Linked DNA regions of Homo sapiens: region 2 is linked to region 1. Evidence: read pairs that join two places in POLR2A ChIA-PET (ENCODE). Cell type or tissue: Caco-2. All regions are shown on one strand. Links, peaks and the distances in the headings refer to the core of each region. The heading gives the core; the rest is flanking DNA.

Region 1 (5,385 bases), core at 141-5,140:
TATTGCTATGTATCATCTTTTGGGAGTTCCTTAGAGATAATGACGCCATCCATTAAAATCTGACAAGTAAAACTCTTGAACACAGACGGATTTCACCGTCATGCCGGCTTCTCAACTGCTGCTTGCAACACAATCTCTCCCTCTGAAATCTAAAAACACCAGCAGAGGGCCGGGTGCGGTGGCTCACCCCTGTAATCCCAGCACTTTGGGAGGCCGAGGCGGGCAGATCACGAGGTCAGGAGATCAAGACCATCCTGGCTAACACGGTGAAACCCCATCTCTACTAAAAATACAAAAAATTAGCTGGGCGTGGTGGCAGGCACCTGTAGTCCCAGCTACTTGGGAGGCTGAGGCAAGAGAATCGCTTGAACCTGGGTGGTGGAGGTTGCAGTGGGCTGAGATTGTGCCACTGCACTCCAGCCTGGGCGACAGAGCCAGACTCTGTCTCAAAAAAAAAAAAAAAAAAAAAAAAAAAAAAAACCACCAGCAAAGTAGACCATCCTCTTTTTAAGCCTCATTAAATGTTTGGGTCTCAAGATACAGTCACAGTATTTGCAGAATAAGAGTAAGTCTCAAGGTGAAACTAGAAAAATTATCAGGGTGAGTGGGAGCTCTCAAGGAAACATTCTCTCTTCCTGGTTTACATTACTGATCCCTAATATCTAGTGCAAAGTCAAAAGAGCTGCATTGTGCAATTTACTAGTTTGATAACTTGAACTGGACATTTTGCTGAACCCCAGTTTCTTCGCCTATAAAATGAGAATGTTACTAACAGCTATTATATGGAATTCCAGTGAGAATCAAATAAGATGATGCATAAGATACTGCTGCACAAGTACTTCTGTAATGCTTCTCTACCACTTCTCTGAGAAAAATAGAATACTGAACTATAAATTTTAAGATGTATACTTCATATTCACTAACACCAATAATTAAGAACCTTGGCCAGATATGGTGGCACACACTGTAATCCCAGCACTTTGGGAGGCCAAGGTGGGTGGATCATCTGAGGTCAGGAGTTCAAGACTAGCCTGGCCAACATGGCGAAACCCTATCTCTACTAAAATTACAAAAATTAGCCAGCCATGGTAGTGGGCACCTGTAATCCCAGCTACTCAGGAGGCTGAGGCAGGAGAATCGCTGGAACCCAGGAGGAGGAGGTTGCGGTGAGCCGAGATTGTGCCACTGCACTCCAGCCTGGGTGACAAGAGTGAAACTCTGTCTCAAAAAAAAAAAAAAAAAAACCTTTAAATTTCTCTTGGTTTTCCTTATTTCTAAAATGAAATAGTCTACAATGAGAGAACTACTGGAGTTGTTTGGGTTAAAAAAAAAAAGTCATGGCCTGGCTTGGTAGCTCATACCTGTAATCCCAGCACTTGGAGAGCTGCAGCAGGCAGACTGCTATTGCTTGAGCCAAGGAGTGCCAGACCAGCCTGGGTAACATGGTGAAATTGCGTCTGTACAAAAAATACAAAAATTAGCTGAGCATGGTGGTGTATGCCTGTAGCCCCAGCTATTCTGGGAGGCTGAGATTGGATAATACCTGAGCCGGGGAGGTAGAGGCTGCAGTGAACCGTAATCACACCACTGCATTCCAGCCTGGGCCACAGTGACTTTGTCTCAAGACAAAAAAAAAAAAAAAAAAAAAAGACACTACGTAATCCAAAATACTAGGATTAAAACCACAGTTTCAAAATTCTATCACAGTCTGTAATGGTACCAACTCAAATTTGAAGAAAAAATGGAAAGTCATCCCATTAATTTAAGACAAGTGTCACAGAAATCCATTTCAAACATTATTTCCCCCACAATGATCTGAAGCTATGCATAAATTATCAAAATTATCTATGCATGCATTCCAATTATAAAAATTTTGGCTTCAGATATTCAGGGACTTCTAAGCATGAATTGCTTGAGACCATATCACTCTACTGATCATAAACATGTTGACCCGCATGTTCTGGATTTTCCAACAGAGGGTACAACAGAGTATCAATATCCCCCTACATGGTAGATTTACCTATCCTTACGCATGCATACCTCACAATAAAAGACATTTACATAAGAATAAGGTAAGACTATGAAAATACAGTCTTTTTTTATTCCATCCAAGCTCAAATAATTTTTCTCAAGTTGCTGCCAAGTTGCCCAATACTTAACCTTGTCTAAATACCTTTCTACATCCTAAGCCAAGGATTTGGTGGCTGTTAACTTACACTTAACCAAGATTATGAAAAACTGTTGCTGGGATGCTGGAAAAGTTACATGTTGCCTCATAGAAAAGGAATGCTGGGGCTTAGCAACTGCCCATGGAGTCACTTACCAAAGCTGTGCTTGTTTTGCTCTTCGTTTGGACAGGTTACTTTTCAGAAACTCTTTTAATTTTTATTTATTTATTTTGTAGAGATGGGGTACCACTATGTTGCCCAGGCTGCTCTGGAACTCCTGGCCTCAAGTGATCCTCCCACCTCAGCTTCGCAAAATGCTGGGATTACACACATGAGCCACCATGCCTGGCCTCAGAAACTCCTACTATGTTAGTCATAGAATACCTTAATAACCTAAATTCCAACAGAGTGGATTGTTTCCATTAGAGTTTGTAACTTCTAAAATCATGATTGTGGCTGGGCGCGGTGGCTCACGCCTGTAATCCCAGTACTTTGGGAGGTTGAGGAGAGAGGATCACCTGAGGTCAGGAGTTCAAGACCAGCCTGGTCAACATGGTGAAACCCCGTCTCTACTAAAAATACAAAAATTAGCCGGTCATGATGGCGGGTGCCTGTAATCCCAGCTACTCGGGAGGCTGAGGCAGGAGAATCGCTTGAACCAGGGAGGCAGAGGTTGCTGTGAGTCAAGATCAAGCCATTGCACTCCAGCCTGGGTGACAGAGTGAGACTCTGTCTAAATAAATAAATAAATAAAATAAAATCATGATTGTGACATACACACAGCATCTGGCTCCAATCTGTATGTTTAAATCAATAATCCAAGCTTACCCTGACGCATGGACATATGAATGCCTTTGCTGGGTTCGTATCCAATAGCCATCCCCCTTCAACTGTGTTCTGACACTGGGCACTGATAAGCATTATGAGCCCCTTCCCGGGCCTGGGGTGTTAGTTGACCAGTCTAAGCCTCTCAGATGTGTCTGCTTATCAGTGACTAGTGTTTGTCATGGGCTACTGTAGTTACCCTGGGAAGTCCTCTTGTAGACTTCTGCGAAAGTTTTTCCTCTGACTCATAAAAGGCCAGGATTTGGAGACACTGAAACCCTCATATATTGCTGACGGAAACCTCCAACCTGTAACATGGTATTGTCACTTTGGAAAACAGTTTGGCAGTGTCTTAAAAAGTTGAATATAGCCGGGTGCAGTGGCTCATGCCTATAATCCCAGCACTTTGGGGGGCCGAGGTGGGTGGATTACCTGAGGTCAGGAGTTCAAGACCAGCCTGGCCAAAATAGTGCAATCTTGTCTCTACTAAAAATACAAAAAATTAGCTGGGCGTGGTGGCGGATGCCTGTAATCCCCAGCTACTCAGAAGGCTGAGGCAGGGGAATGGCTTGAACCCGGGAGACAGAGGTTGCAGTGAGCTGAGATGACACCATTGCACTCCAGCCTGGGCAACAAGAGCGAAACTCCGTCCCAAAAAAAAAAAAAAAAAAAAGAAAGGAAAAAAATAGTTGAATATAAATTACCATACAATCCACAATTCAACTCCTGGGTATCTACACCCAAGAGAAATAAAAACGGGTGTCTATACAAAGACTTTTTTTTTTTTTGAGACAGAGTCTCGTTCTGTTGCCCAGGCTGGAGGGCAGTGGCATCATCACAGCTCACTGCAGCCTCGACCTCCCGGGCTCTGGTGACCCTCCCACTGCAGCTTCCTGGATAGCTGGGACTACGGGCATGTGCAACCACACCCACCTAATTTATTGTATTTTTGGTAGAGATGAGGTTTCACCACGTTGCCCAGGCTGGTCTTGAACTCCTGGGCTCAAGCAATCCACCAGTCTCAGCCTCCCAAAGTGCTAGGATTACAGGCATGAGCCACCATGCCCAGCCAATACAAAGAGTTATGCACATATGCTCATAGCAGTATTATTCGTGGTAGCTGCAAAAACGGAAACAACTAACATATCCATCACCTGGTGACTAGACAGACAAAACATGGTATGTCCACACGATGCACCACTACACACCAATGAAAAGGATCAAACTACTGATACATGCTATGACACAGACTGATCTCATAAACTTTATGGTGAGCAAAAGAAGCCAGGCAAAAAGGCCACACTAATTGTAAGATTCCACCTCCATAAACTGTTCTGAAAATGTAGACATATATAGAGATAGAAACTAGTAGTTACCTGTGACTGGTGGATGGGAATAGAAATTGACCACAGTGGACACAAGGGATCTTTAGGGAATGATAGAAAGTTCTGGAAATGGGGCCGGGCGCAGTGGCTCACGCCTGTAATCCCAGCACTTTGGGAGGCCAAGGCGGGTGGATCACGAGGTCAGGAGATCAAGACCATTCTGGCTAACACGGTGAAACCCCGTCTCTACTAAAAATACAAAAAATTAGCCAGGCATGGTGGCAGGCACCTGTAGTCCCAGCTACTCGGGAGGCTGAGGCAGAAGAATGGCGTGGACCTGGGAGGTGGAGCTTGCAGTAAGCCAAGATCACGCCACTGCACTCCAGCCTGGGTGACAGAGCGAGACTCAGTCTCAAAAATAAATAAATAAATAAAATAAAAATAAAGTTCTGGAAATGGTGAAAGTAGTACAATTCTATAAGTCTCCCCACTCCAAAAATCATCAAATAGTATACTTAAACGTGTGCATGTGTGCGCGTGTGTTTGTATTCAGACAAATATTCGGCCGGGCAAGGTGGCTCACGCCTGTAATCCCAGCACTTTGAGAGGCCGAGGCGGGTGGACCATGAGGTCAGGAGTTCAAGATCAGCCTGGCCAAGATGGTGAAACCCTGTCTCTACTAAAAATACAAAAATTAGCTGGGTGTGGTGGCGGGCACTTGTAATCCCAGCTATTCAGGAGGCTGAGGCAGAGAATTACTTGAACCCAGGAGGCAGAGGCTTCAGTGAGCCAAGATCACGCCACCGCACTCCAGCCTGGGCGAGAGAGAGAGTGAGACTCCATCTCAAAAAAAAAGACAAATATTCACCGTTTCTTTCCTAGGTCCAGGTTACCAGCTGACCAGGAACCATGATGTTACTGATCTGCTGAATTAGCCAGTCCTGGAACAGCTATACTCTGAATTCCTTCAAGGTGAAATGAACGAAACAAAGAAAGAGGGAAGGAAGGAAGGAAGGGAAGGGAAAGGAAGGGAAGGGAAGGAAGGGAAGGAAGGGAAGGGAGGGAAG
Region 2 (5,385 bases), core at 80-5,079, 290 kb before region 1:
CCGGCTAATGATCAGAGGCAGTAATTTCTAAGCACATAATGCTGGATTTCAGATGAGGCGGCAAATTGTTTTTATTGGCATTTTTTTCCTAATATAAAAATTCTCAATCTAGATCTAAATTAATGAATGTCGTTACATCTTTGTTCCACAGTTTCTCTCTTAAATTCCAAGCTCTATGCAATCCCTCTTTTTGTCCACTTTCCAAAAACAGCAGGCTTTCCCTAGGACTCGATGATATTCAACTCCATGAAGCAAATGAACCATTCTGCAAAGTGTTTTCCCTCTTTCCCTCCCTTCTACTGTCCAACATTTGGGCATTTTGTAGCTTATCAGAATCTTTATCCAGCAGGACCTTTATCAAGCAAAAATTTGGACTAGAAGGGGTAAAATCAGCTGTAAGAAGAACCCATCAAAAATATTATGGTATAGCGTGTTCTGTTGATTTTGTTCTTCTTGGTTATTATTGTCTCAAAATATATTATTTGTGGAGTTAACTGTTATTCTATGGAGTAGTCAGAGATGAAATATACTGAAATCCATATGGATTTTTGTAAGAGAAAAAGGAAGAACACCTCTTGACAATAAAATCAATGATAGTCGGTTTCTACTTCTATATTGCTATGAACTTTATGTCTTTATACCTATTTCTGGTACACTCCCCAGGATTTCCCATTTATTCATTCATATGTTCAGCATGTAATACATGTTAGACATAGTACTGGATCACAGAAATAGAAGTCTACAGAAATCACGGTCCCTGCACCCAAAAAGCTCAATGTAGTACTGAGTTTATATGTTCAAAACATTTTAAATTAAAAAAAAATTAATGAAAAAGAGGAAGGTTGGGAGTGGAAGAAAAAGGAAAAAAGGGAAAGGGAAAAAGGAGGAAATCACAATACTAAATTGGAAATACACACTTAACAGAAAGTAAAAACAGGAGGGAATCGCTGAGAACATTCTAGGGCAGGAGGATGTTTGAGGGGAGCTGCAGGCCAGACTTGGCTGAGAGTAGCAACTGAAAGGAGTCGTGGACAGAGACGCTCACCTACTCACCTGTTGAGTTAGGAGGGTAGGAATGCAGGAAGGACAGAGGCAGGAAACAACAGTTTGGAGAACTTCTGTCCCAGGCTTGAAACCCTCTTTATAACATTCCTCTCCGTCACCTTTCACATCTTCACAGTCACTAAGTCCTGACTTTTCTGGCTTTGAAATCTCACATCAGCCCCATCTTTTCTCTTCCTGCTGGTTCCGCTCCAGCAGGGGGACTTCCTTATGTACTGTGTACTGCAGAGGTGGCCCCCAACCGTGCCCTGTGCTCTACGTTCTCCACCTCCCAACCAGCATCCCACCTATCGGGCACTCTACTGTCTACACCATCTTCTGAAAATTGCACTTTGCATGGCCAGTTGTCTTCAGGTGAAAATCTGAATGCACTCACTTGGACTCAGTTCAGGGACCCCTATAATTGACAACAATCTCATTATCAAAGTTATGCTTCAGCGGTTGGCTCCATTTTAAGGCAGTGGTTTCATTGCCTGACAAATGGACAAGGCTATAAAATAGGGACCACTGGCTGGCTGGGCGTGGTGGCTCACACCTGTAATCCCAGCACTCTGGGAGGCTAAGGCAGGTGGATCACCTGAGGTCAGGAATTCAAGACCAGCCTGGCCAACACGGTGAAACGCCGTCTCTACTAAAAATACAAAAATTAGCCAGGCGTGATGGCACACGTCTGTAATCCCAGATACTCCAGAGGCTGAGGGAGTAAAATCACTTGAGCCTGGGCGGTGGAGGCTGCAGTGAGCCGAGATCATGCCACTGCACTCCAGCATGGGCAACAGAGTGAGACTCTGTCTCACAAAAATAAATAAATAATAAATAAAATAGGGACCATTAGATTAACTATCTTATAGGGTTGAAAATTAAATAAGGATGTATGCACAAACATAGCACAGTGCCTGGTACTTTGTAAGCCCTTAATGAAAGGGGTGGTGGGGGGAGAGGAGGAGAGGAAGGAGGAGGAGAAGAAGGAGGAGGGGAAGAAGGAGGAGGGGAAGAAGGAGGAGGGGAAGAAGGAGGAGGGGAAGAAGGAGGAGGGGAAGAAGGAGGAGGGGAAGAAGGAGGAGGGGAGGAAGGAGGAGGGGAGGAAGGAGGAGGGGGAGTGGTTTCTAATTTTAGATTCTCCCCTAAGATTGCCCTGCCTCCTTCTCATTTCCTCTCCTCCTCAAAACGTCCAATAATAATCTCAACTCCACCACAAAGCTCTTTTTAGCCCACAGTAATTCTCCCTTCTGGGAGCACAATTCAGTACTAATTTTATCCATTCATTATTAACCTGCCAAAATTTAATTCTCCTCTTAATAGAATCTCCTTTTACTTAAAGGAAGAATAACCATCCTCGTCGTTTACCCAAGCAAAATGATCACCACTCTGCATTCCACAAACGGGTTAATCTCAATATTAACCTGTTAAATTGCTCTCAAATACCCCCTTCTTTTCATTCCCATTTTCCAGAATATTCACTTAACTAGAGGTAAATTAATACAGATTTTCTTTATTCACTAAAATTACAGATAAGTCTCCATGGAGAACTTAATCATGATATTTGACATCACATGACTGTTGTAAAGATTAAATGCAATAATATGAGTAAAATTTGTAAACTATCTTTAAATGCAAACATATGACATAACATTGAGGTGTTTTCGTTATGGCTATACAAAATTTTCAGTAGCTTGATCAAAAACTTCTGATAAACAAGAGTTCAAGATGGCACAGGTTAACAGCAACTTGGCATTTGAAATTATTGAACATAGCATCAAGGTATCAAAACATGTAGGATTAGAGTGCCTTAAAGAAGTACTTCAACTTCTACTTCAATATAATGGGCTAGATTAGATCAGACCAACCTTCCCAACAGCGAGCTAAAATAACCAGGAAAATAAATCGTTAAAACAGCCTCTGCTTGAAGGTATTAGAGGACTATCAAGGTACAATGATTTGAAAGGTCATGACTGTGGAGAGAAGGGAGCCTGACATTTGACTTCTCTTTAACCCACTTGCTGACTCTATTGCAGACAGTGGAAAACTAAGTTGAACAGGTTTATTTCAGCTTCCGAGAGCAGGACAGGCAAAAATCAGAGTTCATAGCCTGCTAAGGGAAAAAGGTCCTGCAACCCCCACTTTCAGCTGTGATTCCAAAGTGCTAACCCAAAGAAGTAAGCATAAACCAGAAGCAGCCCTCACAAAGACTAAAGCCCATCTTCAGAACAGTTTAATCCCTGCACAGATCAAGGTGATCCATCCTTACCCTGTCCGCCCAGCCCCAGAAGAAAAGGAAATCCACATCACACACAGGTAAAATTGTCTCTATATTTTAATACACAATGCCCAGCATTCACGCTTATAAAAATAAGATGCTTATTTTATAAAATAAGAATTTTGCTTACAAAAATAAGAATTAACCAAAAAGCAAGAGAAAAGAAACAACAGAAACAGACCCATAGGGAAGTAAGATATTGTAGTTAACAGAAGGAGATTTAAGTATAAACTGTGATTTATATGTTTAATAAATCAGACAGCAAAACTAAAGGATTCCATGTAAAATGAATCAAAAGGAGCACTCTATAATTTGAAATATAACTACTGGTAGGAAAATATTCAAAAGATGGGTCCAGCAGCATATCGTATACAGCTAAAGAGATAAAAGAAAAATGAATAATATGTAAGAAAATATCCAGATTAAAGCATGGAGAGAAAAACAGAAAGTAACGTGGAACATAGTTTCATACACATTTAATTAGAATCCCAGAAAAGAGAAGAGAATTAGGTAAAAGCAATACTAAAGGGATAATAGGAGAGAATTTTCCAAAATAAATTTCTTCAAGCCGCAAGTAAAAGAAGTGCTACAAATATTGAGTAAGGTAAATAGAAGGAAATCTATACCTAGAACATTATAGTTCAAAGACAAATGAAATTTCAAAACTACTGGAAAAGAGAACATTTTTTAAAGCTGTCAGGGATGGCGGTGCTTATGGGAAGAGAGTTTTCAAATGGCAAATATAAGACTCTCAATGGAAACATGGTAGCCAGAAGGTTTGATATCAGAAATGATATCTTTAATGCACTGAAAGAAAATAATTTCCAAGAATTCTATGCCCAGTGAAAATACTTCTTAAAAATAAAGGCAAGATAGAGTCCTTTAAATAAAGTCAGAGGGATTGTATCACCAGAATACCTGAACTGAAGAAATTCAAAAACGACCTTTTAGGCAGAAGAAAAATAATCCCAGATGAAAGCTTGTTGTACCATTCTTCCCGCAATGAGTGTTTTTAATTAAGTAGATGTGACAAAGTCAAATTATAGATCTGAAGACTAAAGAATACCTTTAAGTTTCTACTTACTCTGTCCTGTTCAATATTTGCTTAAATAACTTGAATGGGCCGGGCGTGGTGGCTCATGCCTGTAATCCCAGCACTTTGGGAGGCTGAGGCAGGCAGATCACAAGGTCAGGAGATCTAGACTATCCTGGCTAACATGGTGAAACCTCGTCTCTACTAAAAATACAAAATGATATCTTTAATGCACTGTACAAAATAAGTGAAAAATAGCCAGGTGTGGTGGCTCACACCTGTAATCCCAGCACTTTGGGAGACTGAGCCGGGCAGATGATGAGGTCAAGAGATCGAGACCATCCTGGCCAACATGTTGAAACCCCGTCTCCACTAAAAATACAAAAATTAGGTGGGCGTGGTGGCATGCACCTGTAGTCCCAGCTACTTGGGAGGCTGAGGCAGGAGACTCGCTTGAACCCGGGAGGTGGAGGTTGCAGTGAGCTGAGATCACGCCACTGCATTCCAGCCTGGCGACAGAGCGAGACTCCATCTCAAAAAAAAAAAAACGTGAAAAATAAATGTTAAGGGAACTTAAAATGGGTCCTTTTATTTTTTTTTTTTATTCTTTTTGAGACAGCTAAATTGCTGGGCGTGGTGGCGGGTGCCTGTAGTCCCAGCTACTCGGGAGGCTGAGGCAGGAGAATGGCGTGAACCCAGGAGGCGGAGCTTGCAGTGAGCTGAGATCAGGCCACTGCACTCCAGTCTGGGTGACAGAGCGAGACTCCGTCTCAAAAAAAAACAAGTAAAATAAAAATAACTTGAATGGCATTTAATAGAAAATAAACACAGAAAATGTGGAAATGTTAATATGTTAACTAATATTTAAGATTCAAAAATATGCTCCAATATACCATAAAAACTAAATAACTCACTTTTATTGAAAAATTCTTTAGGATTTGAAGCTCCATATTTACCTACATGTTTCCTCAGAATACTCTGCATTCCAAACCATAAAATCTCTGTCCTTCCCTCAAGACACATTTTAGGCCAG

What was found. Peaks named below come from ENCODE experiments on the same cell type or tissue, not always from the same donor. Only the 100,000 strongest peaks of a DNase experiment are listed, where the experiment ranks them.
Region 2: POLR2A ChIA-PET joins it to region 1 with 7 read pairs; 3 of 35 experiments call an interaction of 5 or more read pairs at or near these places.

The regions. Positions count from the first base shown.
Region 1 is chr6:21,676,992-21,682,376 of GRCh38, reverse strand. All of the region lies in intron 2 of CASC15 (cancer susceptibility 15), which reads right to left. Among named protein-coding and RNA genes, the nearest start is that of CASC15, 13 kb to the right of the region's middle. In Caco-2, for the core only: no CTCF peak of the experiment used is centred there; a DNase peak (open chromatin) is centred at 3,116.
Region 2 is chr6:21,962,049-21,967,433 of GRCh38, reverse strand. All of the region lies in intron 5 of CASC15 (cancer susceptibility 15), which reads right to left. Among named protein-coding and RNA genes, the nearest start is that of NBAT1, 180 kb to the left of the region's middle. In Caco-2, for the core only: no CTCF peak of the experiment used is centred there; no DNase peak of the experiment used is centred there.